Linked DNA regions of Homo sapiens: region 2 is linked to region 1. A link is an interaction called in ENCODE POLR2A ChIA-PET data of the cell type or tissue named here. Cell type or tissue: PC-9. All regions are shown on one strand. Each heading gives the region's core, and the rest is flanking DNA. Links, peaks and the distances in the headings are about the cores only.

Region 1 (4,000 bases), core at 1-4,000:
TCAGCAATATACTGTAGAGCTTTTCCTTCTCCTCCATTTTTTTTTTAAATTGGTATTTCACAGATTACTTTCTCAGGGGGTTACAGTGTGTTACTGTCATTATTTATTTTGATGGTCAAATTGTCCTAGACTTGGCCAGTGTCCTTTTGACATATTTCCATCATTGTCTTGACGAGCACTTCCTTACCTTTTGTAGCAATATATTGTTCCAGGATCATCAGTGAGCCAAGACTGTGCTGCTGCACTCCAGCCTGTGCAACAGGATGAGACCATGTCTCAAAAAAAAAAAAAAAGAAAAAGAAAAAATATATAGCAAAAACATAGGAGTTTATATATAATGAGTAGAAAGTAGATTAATTTTTATTTTTTTATTTTTTGAGACAGCATCTCACTCTGTTGCCCAGGCTGGAGTGCAGTGTCGCGATTCCCAGGTTCAAGCAGTTCTTCTGCCTCAGCCTCCTGAGTAGCTAGGACTATAGGTGTGCGCCACCACGCCCGGTTAATTTTTGTATTTTTAGTAGAGACAGGGTTTCACCATATTGACCAGGCTGGAATTTTTAAATATGAATAACTAATGAAAAACTAGAAGGCTTATTAACTGGTGAACATTTTCCTTTAACTCCACCACCATCACACTTCATTTTGGGGTACTCAGCTCTCAAATGAAACTTATTGGTTATTATCATAGTTAACGAACAGCTCAACCTTGTGACTAGGGATTTAAAGATGATTTTTGTATTGTGGCTATTAGTGTCTTATTTTGTTCTTTTTTTTCTTTTGTATGAAGAATGGGGTCTCGCTATGTTGCCCAGTCTGGTCTTGAATTCCTGGGCTCAAGCTGTTCTCCTGCCTCTGCCTTTCTGAGTGCTAAGATTACAGGTGTGAACTACCATGCCCAGATTATTTTGTTCTTTTATTGGTATCATTTTCACTAATGAAGAGTTTTCCTATTGCAGAAATTTTTCTCTTCCATGACATTGTTCCTTTTCTGTTTCCAGAGTTCACAAAATTATTTATCATTAGTTGAACATGTTATAAAATATTAAGTAGAATTTCTGTCATTTAGTATGCTTTCTTGAAATGTTTCTGAGGCCATTTCTTTCTTTTTTTAAAATTATTTAATAGAGATGGGGTCTCGCTGTGTTGCTCAGGCTGGTCTTGAACTCCTGGGCTCAAGCAATCCTCCTGCCTTAGCCTCCCAAAGTGCTGGGATTATAGGCGTAAACCACTGCACCCAGCCTCTTAGGCCATTTTGTATCTGTTTTTAGTTGATTTTATGGTTAATGTCCAAATATATTTTTTAGAGAACAGTGAAGCAGACCAATAAAGGCTGAAGAACAGTTAGGATAGAAAAGAATTTATTCTGGATAGTGTGAGAAATCAGATATTGTTGGAAGAGTTGCCACCAGATATCCTGACATTGTTGGATATCCAATTTTCAAAAAATTAGAAAACAATAAACAATCTTTTTTGTTTGTTTTAAATAGGGATGGGATCTTGCCATGTTGCCCAGGCTAGTCTCAAACTCCTGGGCTCAAGTGATCCTCCTGCCCTGGCCTCCCAAAGTGCTAGGATTACAGGAGTGAGTCACTGTGCCCAGCCTAAAGCATTCTTCATAAAGATTCAGATTTAGATTTTGTTTGATTCAAAGCGCACCACAGAATCTTTCAGTACTTGAGTTTGTCTTTTTTTTTTTTTTTTTTTTTTTGAGATGGTGTCTCACTCTGTCACCCAGGCTGGAGTATAGTGGCACAATGTCTGCTCACTGCAGCCTCCACCTCCTGGGTTCAAGTGATTCTCATGCCTCAGCCTGCTGAGTAGCTGGGATTACAAGCATGCACCACCATGCCCAGCTAATTTTTGTCTTTTTAGTAGAGGTGGGGTTTTACCATGTTGGCCAGGCTGGTCTCGAACTCCTGAACTCAAGTGATTCGTCCACCATGGCCTCCCGATGTGCTGGGATTACAGGCATGAGCCACTGCTCCCAGCCCAGTTTATCTTATTAACTATCAGTTCGACGATAACTGTGTGAAATACAACTGGTAGAATAGAGTCCCAGGTATCAGAAAGTTTACTGCCTTTGAGGGCAAATTCTTGTGAATCTTTAAAGTATCATATGCAATTCAAATAGGTTTAAAATGTCAGTACATATATGTATTAATGAAGACTGTGGTTGATCATGAATAATTAACAGAAGCTGAGGATTTAAATTTGTGGGGTTTTCTCTCTTTTTTTTTTGTTCTGTGACTCTAGCTAAAGGTGGTTATTTAAGTATTTTTAAAAATTACATGAATATCCAGGTGAACAATGATTTACAAAAAAAGAAAGATGAAAGTGGAACTGTTTTTATCCAAAACTTAAGAAATTTCTAGGATTGAAATTTTTAAGAAGTTTGAAATGATTCCTCTTCAGTTTAGAGAAGAAGTAAGTCTGTTTATCAATACTTAATTCATATCATGTACTATGTGTAGTTTGTTTTCATAATTATGGCTTTAATGCAAAAAGTAAGTTTTTGAAAGATTTCTTTTTTATGAAAATAACTTTACGTTTCAGAAAATTATACTCCAAACCCCTTTCCCTAAAGCACACCATTTTTTTCCCTAAGGCCTCTTTTGAATAATCAGCAAACAATTTTTACTTAAAAGTGTTACCTTTCGAGGTAGGGCGCAGTGGCTCACGCCTGTAATCCCAGCACTTTGGGAGGCTGAGGTGGGCTGATCACCTGAGGTGAGGAGTTTGAGAACAACCTGGCCAACATGGTGAAACCCCGTCCCTACTAAAAATAGAAAAAAATTAGCCAGACATGGTGGTGTGTGCCTGTAGTCCTAGCTACTCAGGAGACTGAGGCAAGAGAATCACTTGAACCCGGGTGGCAGAGGTTGGCAATGAGGTGAGATCATGCCATTGCACTCCAGCCTGGGTGACAGAGCGAGACTCTGTCTGTATTAAAAAAAAAAAAAGTGTTACCTTTCTGAATACTAACTCTGAGCTCGGAAGCATTAAAGAAATAGTCTGTAGGGCTATTGAAAAAATTGATGCCTAAGTCCCTCTCCAGTTGAGTTCGTTCAGAATCTCTGGGATAGAGCCCAACCAAGCACCATAGTTTTAAAATTCACATTTGGGCCTCGCTGATGAAACACTGAGCTCAGTGAGAGCAGAGAATGCATCTTTATCGTCTTCGTGGGCCCAGTGCCTACCACAGGCCTGGTACAGAGTGGGTGCTTTGTAAAATGAAACTTTACTTTTGTATTCTGATTGTGTAAGTCTAAAATATGTACTCAGGAGGCTGAGGCAGGAGAATCACTTGAACCTGGGAGGCAGAGGTTGCAGGGAGCTGAGATCATGCCACTGCACTCCAGCCTGGCCAGGTGACAGAGTGAGACTCCGTCTCAAAAACAAACAAACAAAAAAAGTTCTGTGAAATGATTATTTTTCTTCTGTTTTTCTGTGAAGGGCCGAGATGGACGAAAAAATGTGGTTCCTTGTGTTCTCTCTGTAAATGGGGACCTAGACCGAGGCATGCTGGCCTACCTCTATGATTCTTTCCAGCTGACAGAGAACTCCTTTACAAGAAAGAAAAATCTTCATAGAAAGGTGCTGTTGATATTTCAGAGATAGACTTGGGAAACTAAAAATATGGGTTTGTTTGTTCTTAATGTTAGTGTGCTCGGTTTCTAACATAAACTCTAAATAATAAATTTAGTGCATGTAGTCTAAGTATTTTTCAGTTTTTTTAGAATCTGGCCACAGGAATAAGAATCAGGTTCTCACAGAATAGAACAAGGCATCCCTAATAAGTAATCCCAAAGGCATTTCTGTTTAATTGTGAACAGACAGCTATCTCTATGACTCCTAGCCCCTGAACCTTTCCACTGTGGGCTTCCATTTGTATCAGAAGCTGAAGCATTGGTACATAGGAGGAAGAAAGACCCGGATCAGGGAGACCTGTGCTATTGACCTCTCTGCCCCAGGTGTCTGGCTTCTGGTCTTGTGCCACATG
Region 2 (7,585 bases), core at 297-4,296, 120 kb before region 1:
CACGCCACCACGCCCAGCTAATTTTTGTATTTTTAGTAGAGACGGGGTGTCACCATATTGGCCAGGCTGGTCTCGAACTCCTGACATTGTGATCCGCCCGCCTCGGCCTCCCAAAGTGCTGGGATTACGGGTGTGAGCCACTGCGCCCGGCCAAAATTTATCCTCTTTAAAGTGGGCAATTCAATATTTTTTAGTGTGTTCACAAGGTTGAGCATCCATCCGTGTAAGTAATTTAATGCATATTAACTTGGAAAATGTGGATTTGGGATATCTAGTTTTAATATATTAACTTTAAATTCTTAAAAGATATAGTAGACATATCTTGTCATTTAACTGATGATTTAGGAGAAGGTAATTTGATTTCTCCCATGAAGTTTCTGTGGCATTTAGATGGAGAACAGAATGTTATTTAAAAAAAAAAAAAAAGAAAAAAAACTCATCTATATCAGGAAAGCTTTATCTTTATTTGTGATCCTCTTCAGTATAAAATTATTTCATCCTTAAAATAGATATAACAACCTGACTTTACATATCTCCTTTGAACTATTTTTCCTATTGCCACTGAGTTTCTCAGAGAGTAGATCTTGATGGAAGATAGGAATTGAATTTCTACCTTATTATTAGAATATCAGATTTATAAACTTTCTTGCCCTCAGCTATTACTGGTGATCATTGAAAGTTGCAACCACTGGTTCAACTGTCTTTTATTTGCTAGTTCGAAAGTTTGTGGTCATGTTTCATACCTTGCTATAGTTAGGGTTTAACTATTCACTGCTGTTTTCCGTGTTTTAAAATGTAACAGTACACTCTTAACATTTTAATTTTTCCCATGTATTTTTTGTTTTTTTTTTTTACAGTACTCTGTGCAAAAAACCTGGTGAAAAAGGATTTTTTCCGTAAGTAAATTAACTTTAAATCTTGTGTATTGTATGTAGATCTTTGGGAACAGCGTTTTCAGAATTCTCTGGTTTAGGGGTTTCTCTATTCAGAAGTATTGTCAGTGTTATTTTATTATGAATGCTTCGGTTCAGAGCCATTTGGCATCACATTTTTTTTTTAGAAGGTTTTGTGCTTTTTAGGCTTAGCCCTTTCCTTTTATTCACCTCTCCCACGTATTTATGAGAATGAGTGTGTATGCAGGTGTGTAAATGCAGATGTGTGTAATGTATATTGAAGGTGTGCATACTACTAGAGTTCTAGAAAAGGTTTAAGAGATTATTTTGTGAACACTTTCTTCCTTTTGAAAATTTCATGGGAAACTTTACTCATTCAAGATTCATTGGAAGGTAGAAAAGTCATTGAGCCTGCTTGGAATTTCCAGAGTGTGGGAAAGAAATCTCTGCCACATTTGATCCTAGATGCTCTTACCTCTCAGATTCCAAAGCAGATGTTTGGTTCCCATATATGCCTTATATTTACCAATCTGTTGTAATTTTTTTTTCTGGCTTTATTTAGTACTAAGTTTTATGAGAGGGGATTGGGAAGTACCCAGCATGTATATTACAATCTTTATTCTGTTGTAGCTTTAAGTTATTGGTTAAAAATGATATAATTTTTAGTGAAAAAAAAAAACTTCAGCCAACAAAATTTTTTATGTAAAACATTTGAAATTAGAATAGAGATGATTCATTAAATTTTTAAATTCAAGTCACGGGCTATGTGTGCTGTTTGATTTCATGTGATAGTAGATGATTTTCAGGGGCTTGATTAAAAGAAATAAGATATATATATATATATATATATATATATATATTCTTTTTAGAGACAGGATCTTGCCCTGTCACCCAGGCTATAGTAGAGTGGCACAGTCATAGCTCACTGCAGCCTCAAACTCCTGGGCTCAAGGGATCCTCCTATCTCACCCTCCTGAGTGGGTGGACTGCAGACACACTTCACCACGTCCAGCTAATTTATTTATTTATTTATTTACTATTCTTTGTAGAGGCAGGATCTTGCTATGTTGCCCAGGCTGGTCTCAAACTCCTGGTCTCAAGTGATCCTCCTACCTCAGCCTCCCAAAGTGCTGGGATTACAGGTGTGAGCCACTGTGCCCGGCCAATATAATTTAAAATTATACTTAATTCATTCCACTTGAAATTTTATTATTTTGAGTTTTTGTAGAGCAGAACCTGAATTAAAGTTTATAAAATAACATCTTATAAAACTATATAGTTATAAATGTTTATGGTTATCTTTCTGCTTATATGAGAAAGCAAATAGGATAATTTGGAACATAGGACGCAAATTATAAGCAGTTTAAATTTATGTACCATGTGCCTTCTCGCCAGAAGCTTGTCACAGTGGAAGGTCCCAATGGCCACAGAACTTCCCATCTCTCCCTGTTGCCTCCAATCACTGTTATCTGTCTCAGGCTGCTGCTCACTTCCTACCTCATCCCTGTTGCTACTAACTGAGGTGTACTTTTTTTTTTTTAACCTTTGATAAGGTTGATCTAAGGTAGGATTTATACTAGTGGGCTTGCAAAGTGGCAAATAGGGTTGGACAAGGAGAAAAGGGAGGGAAGTAAGGGGAGCACTTTTCCTTTTTTTTTTTTTAGACGGAGTCTCACTCTGTTGCCCAGGCTGGAGTGCAGTGGTGTGATCTCGGCTCACTGCAAACTCCACCTCTCGGGTTCAAGCGATTCTCCTGCCTCAGCCTCCTGAGTAGCTGGGATTACAGGTGCACGCCAACACGCCTGCCTAATTTTTGTATTTTTAGTAGAGACGGAGTTTCACCATGTTGGTCAGGCTGGTCTCGAATGCCTGACCTCGTGATCCTCCTGCCTTGGCCTCCCACAGTGCTGGGATTATAGACATGAACCATCGCGCCCGGCTGAGAGGAGCACTCTTACAGCTGCTTCTGCACTCTCCAAGACATCTGCTCTGGTTTTGAAGATAAAATCTTCAGTTTTGTCTCCCAGCTTTCCTTTTCAAATTTCCTTCCTCTCGAGTCCCAAGACACAGCTTCTCTAATAAAATATCCAGATATTCTTACCTCATTTTTCCTAGGATATCTAGAGGAATCATATATTAATGTTTTATAAACCTTTGAGAGCTGATTGTTAACCCTTATATGATCTTTGTCCTTAAATTGTAAGTGAAAGAAAGAAGGAAATCTTTTCCCTTTTTCATGGGTGTAGGCAGTAAAAATTGATAAAAATTCTAAGAGTGTGAACTTGCTTTAGGGATAAGATTAGGGGAAACAGTGTGATTATCTTTAAAACTTAGAATGGGAGACTCTTGATGGCCTGGAAAGAGAAACAGGAATGGTAATCCTTAGGGCTTCAGAGGGGAGTTAGCCAGGAATGGAAGTTACCTCCCAGGTTCACACTGGCCAAGGTCGCAGGTCCATTCTGTGGTAGATTTACATGTATACTTATACAGATTTTTGACCTGTTAAGGGTTGCCCACATTAATTTCAGAGACAGTAATTCCTAAATTCTTCAATTAAATATAAATGAATGTGTGTTTATTGATCAGTGCAGTTATTAATAGTAAAATATAGTTAAGTTTTTGCTTGCGATTCAGTTAAAATTGTATTGAATGAGAAAAGCAAATTTTAATACAAAGTACGACTATAGGGTGATGAAATAGATATATATTTTTCATCGCAGGAAAAAATACACTGCCATGTGTTGTCTTTTGAAGAGTAATTTGTATGTGAGGTAATACTGTTTATTGGGCGCTATCCTTGTTGAGAAAAGTTTTTTTAACTCATGTTTTTGAACTGTTTTCAAGCTTATTGGCTTTTAAAAATAAGTCACTTCCCCTTTCCCCCAGAATTTTAGCAGGAAAAATTTCAAACATAAAGCAACAGATAAAATAATTTTATAGTAAAGACCCACCATCTAGATTCTACCATTAACTTTATCACATATTTACCCATTTATTCATTATGTTTTTTTTTTTTTTTTTCCCCCGACGGAGTCTTGCTCTGTCCCCCGGCTAGAGTGCAGTGGCGTGATCTCGGCTCACTGCAACCTCTGCCTCCCGTGTTCAAGCAATTCTCCTGCCTCAGCCTCCCGAGTAGCTGGGATTACAGGCATGTGCCACCACACCCAGCTAATTTTTGTATTTTTAGTAGAGACGGGGTTTCACCATGTTGGCCAGGCTGGTCTCGAACTCCTGACCTCATGTGATCCGCCTGCCTCGGCCTCTCAAAGTGCTAGGATTACAGGCATGAGCCACTGTGCCCTGCCTTCATTATCTGTTTTATGTGTATTTTTTATATGAAAAGGAATGTTTTCATTTAGATTTGTTCTTCTGCAACATTTTAAAAAAGATTTCTGTGTAAGGTAATAAGGTGTTTTATAGGGGGCCAAATTGAAGTCATTTAAAACCAAGATGGGTTGGCTAAATGTTGTGTATGTTTTTTTTTTTTCTTGGCCCAATTGAAAATGAAGCTGTTTTCTTTGGAAGGTAGCACACTTTTGAGTTGAAAATGTTATTTTATTATTATTTGCAGCTTTTCAAGTGCATTTGTGTAGTAAGGAGGTTTTTGAGCTTTAGCTATTTTACATGTCTCAGAAATGATGGGGGAGAATTGAGACAAAAAAAAATTTTTTTTTTCCCTTGAGACAAAGTCTGTCTCTGACACCCGGGCTGGAGTGCAGTGGCGCGATCTCGACTCACTGCAACCTCCGCCTCCCAGGTTCAAGCAATTCTGCTTCTGCCTCCTGAGTAGCTGGGACTACAGGCATGTGCCACCACACCCGGCTAATTTTTTGTATTTTTAGTAGAGATGTGGTTGCACCGTGTTAGCCAGGATGGTCTTGAACTCGTGACCTCGTGATCCACCCACTTCGGCCTCCCAAAGTGCTGGGATTACAGGCGTGAGCCACTGTGCCTGGCTGAGAAATTTTTTAAAATGCAGAAAGTTCTCTAGCCACTTTGTGTTTACCACTAGATGTCTCACTAACTTCAGAAAACCTGATAGTTTTTGACCACATGGGAGTAACTTGGCTCTCAAGTTAAATTTTTGGAGAATAATATAATCAGGTTAAGTTGAAACCTATGTATTTTTTTATTAAGGTATTGAACTGGTGTTTTTGTTTACTGTGTTATTTAACAGAAAGGGAACATAAAAGGCTGTGACTTTCCTACTTAATTAAGGATCTGGAAGCCACATTTTGTATGGAAAAAATTGTTTTTCTTTTATTATTTTATTTTTTTATTTCAATAAGTTTTGGGGGAACAGATGGTGTTTGATTACATGAATAAGTACTTTAGTGGTGATTTCTGAGATTCTGGTGGACCCATCACCCAAGCAGTGTACACTGTACCCAGTGTATAGTCTTTTATCCCCTGTTACCCCCACCCTTTCCCCCAGTCCCCATAGTCCAGTATATCATTCTTACGCCTTTGCATCCTCATAGCTTAGCTCCCACATGTGACTGAGAACATACGATGTTAGGTTTTCCATTCTTGAGTTACTTCACTTAGAATAATAGTCTCCAATTTTATCCAGGTTGCTGTGATTATTTCTTTTTAATGGCTGAGTAGTATTCCATGGTGTATGTATGTATATGTGGTGTGTGTGTGTGTATATGTAGGTGTGTATATATATATATACACACACATATAATTATATATAAATATATACATATATAATTATATAATATAAACATATATATACACACACACATATACACACACACACACACCACATTTCTTTACCCACTCGTTGATTGATAGGTGTTTGGGCTGCTTCAGTATTTTTGCAATTGTGAGTTGTGCTGCTACAAACCTGCGTGTGCAAGTATCTTTTTCGTATAATGACTTCTTTCCCTCTGGGTTAATACCTAGTAGTGGGATTGCTAGATCAAACAGTAGATCTACTTTTAGTTCTTTAAGGAATCTCCACACTGTTTTCCGTAGTGGTTGTACTAGTTTACATTACTACCAGCCGTGTAAAAGTGTTCCCTTTTCACTGCATCCATGCCAACATCTGTTATTTTTAAATTTTTTGATTATGGCCATTCTTGCAGGAGTGAGGTGGCATCGCATTATAGTTCTGATTTGCATTTCCCTGATACTTAGTGATGCTGAGCATTTTTCATTATGCTTATTGGCCTATCTTGTTGATATATCTTTTTTTGAGAATTGTCTATTGATGTCCTTAACCCACTTTTTGATGGGATTGTTTGATTTTTTCTTGCTGATTTGTTTGAGTACTTTATAGATTCTGGATATTAGTCCTTTGTCAGCTGTTGTTTTTCTTAATCCTTAATCTTTTTTTCCACTGAGATAGGGTCTTGCTCTGTCAACCAGGTTGGAGTGCAGTGGCATGATCATGGCTCACTGCAGCCTCGGCCTCCCAGGCTCAAGCAATCCTCCCATTTTAGCCTCCTGAGTAGCTGAGACTACAGACGTATGCCACCATGCTTGGCTAACTTTTAAATTATTTTGTGGGGGATGGGGGGTGGTCTTACTATGTTGCCCAGGCTGGTTTCAAACTCCTGGGCTCAAGTGATCCTTTCGCCTCAGCCTCCCAAAGTGCTGAAATTACAGGTGTGAGCTACTGTGTCTGGCCAGTCCTTAATTCTTTTTCATTTTATTTTTTTAAAAAAGCAAGAAACCAGAGAGACTTAATTCTTCAACTAGTTTAATAACACCCAAAGGGAAAGTTTAGAAATGTGATTTTTTTGTTTTTGCTCATAAATACACATTTATATGTTTATTTATTTAAATAGTAGAGTGAAAATAACAAGATAGAGTGAATTCTTCCCAGGAGGAAATCTTCATTTATTGAGGGTGGAGGTAAAAACATTCTTCCATTGAACACATTTATAAATGGTTAGGTGTTACTGAAATACTATGCATAGCACTCAGCTTCAAGAACAATATAGTCAAATAGATTTAATACCCTAACTTACCAAGTTTCTTTGAAACTTAACGCCTAAATTTTGGTCCTCCTTTATTATTTGGAAGCGATAGATCACAGAATCATAGAATTGGGGAACTGATAGGTGATTTGTCTGTCCTTGAAACTTGGCAAATTAGTATCTTAAAAAAATTAGCATTGATACCAACATGCAAAATTTCTCCAGTCACCAACACTTAACGCTGTTTTGTTCTAGTATTTTCAGCTGTCCACAGGAAATCTACTCTATCCCAATGTCTAACACATGAAGTGACATTTTTGTCTCTCTAACATTTTTAGTTCCACCTTTTAAATTTTTGTCAAAAGAATCATTTTCATTATTGCTTTGGGCTGAAAACTGTATTGTCATCTTTGATACAAGTTTCTTATTAATTTGTATTAGATCTTTCAGAATAGCTCTCTTGTCATTTCCTTTCCCTTTCCACATGACTTCCCTCATTCAGGGTCTTTTCATCCTACTGTTGGATAATTACAACAGCTTCATATATGGTCTGCCTCTAGTCTTTCTTTCTCCTAGTGGGCCCTGAATACCACTGATAGAAAAATATGACTGTAGTTACAGCCATGCTCAAGAACCTGAAATGGCTCCCTGTTATCTACCTCAATCAGTCCAAGCCCTGTTGCCCGACTTTTAAGCCTCTCTTACTGGGTCAGTCATATTTCCAATAGTATTTACTTTTACACCTTAGCACAAGCTCTTTGG

Evidence for each region. Peaks named below come from ENCODE experiments on the same cell type or tissue, not always from the same donor. Only the 100,000 strongest peaks of a DNase experiment are listed, where the experiment ranks them.
Region 2: POLR2A ChIA-PET joins it to region 1 with 9 read pairs; 6 of 35 experiments call an interaction of 5 or more read pairs at or near these places.

The regions. Positions count from the first base shown.
Region 1 is chr17:64,485,322-64,489,321 of GRCh38, reverse strand. POLG2 (DNA polymerase gamma 2, accessory subunit) reads left to right here. Exons shown (of 8, transcript NM_007215.4): 5 at 3,454-3,594. It also overlaps a transcript of MILR1 not described here. Among named protein-coding and RNA genes, the nearest start is that of POLG2, 9.7 kb to the left of the region's middle. In PC-9, for the core only: no CTCF peak of the experiment used is centred there; no DNase peak of the experiment used is centred there.
Region 2 is chr17:64,599,913-64,607,497 of GRCh38, reverse strand. SMURF2 (SMAD specific E3 ubiquitin protein ligase 2) reads left to right here. Exons shown (of 19, transcript NM_022739.4): 2 at 858-896. Among named protein-coding and RNA genes, the nearest start is that of SMURF2, 59 kb to the left of the region's middle. RefSeq lists a silencer at 4,889-4,938. In PC-9, for the core only: no CTCF peak of the experiment used is centred there; no DNase peak of the experiment used is centred there; H3K27ac peaks cover 2,107 bases.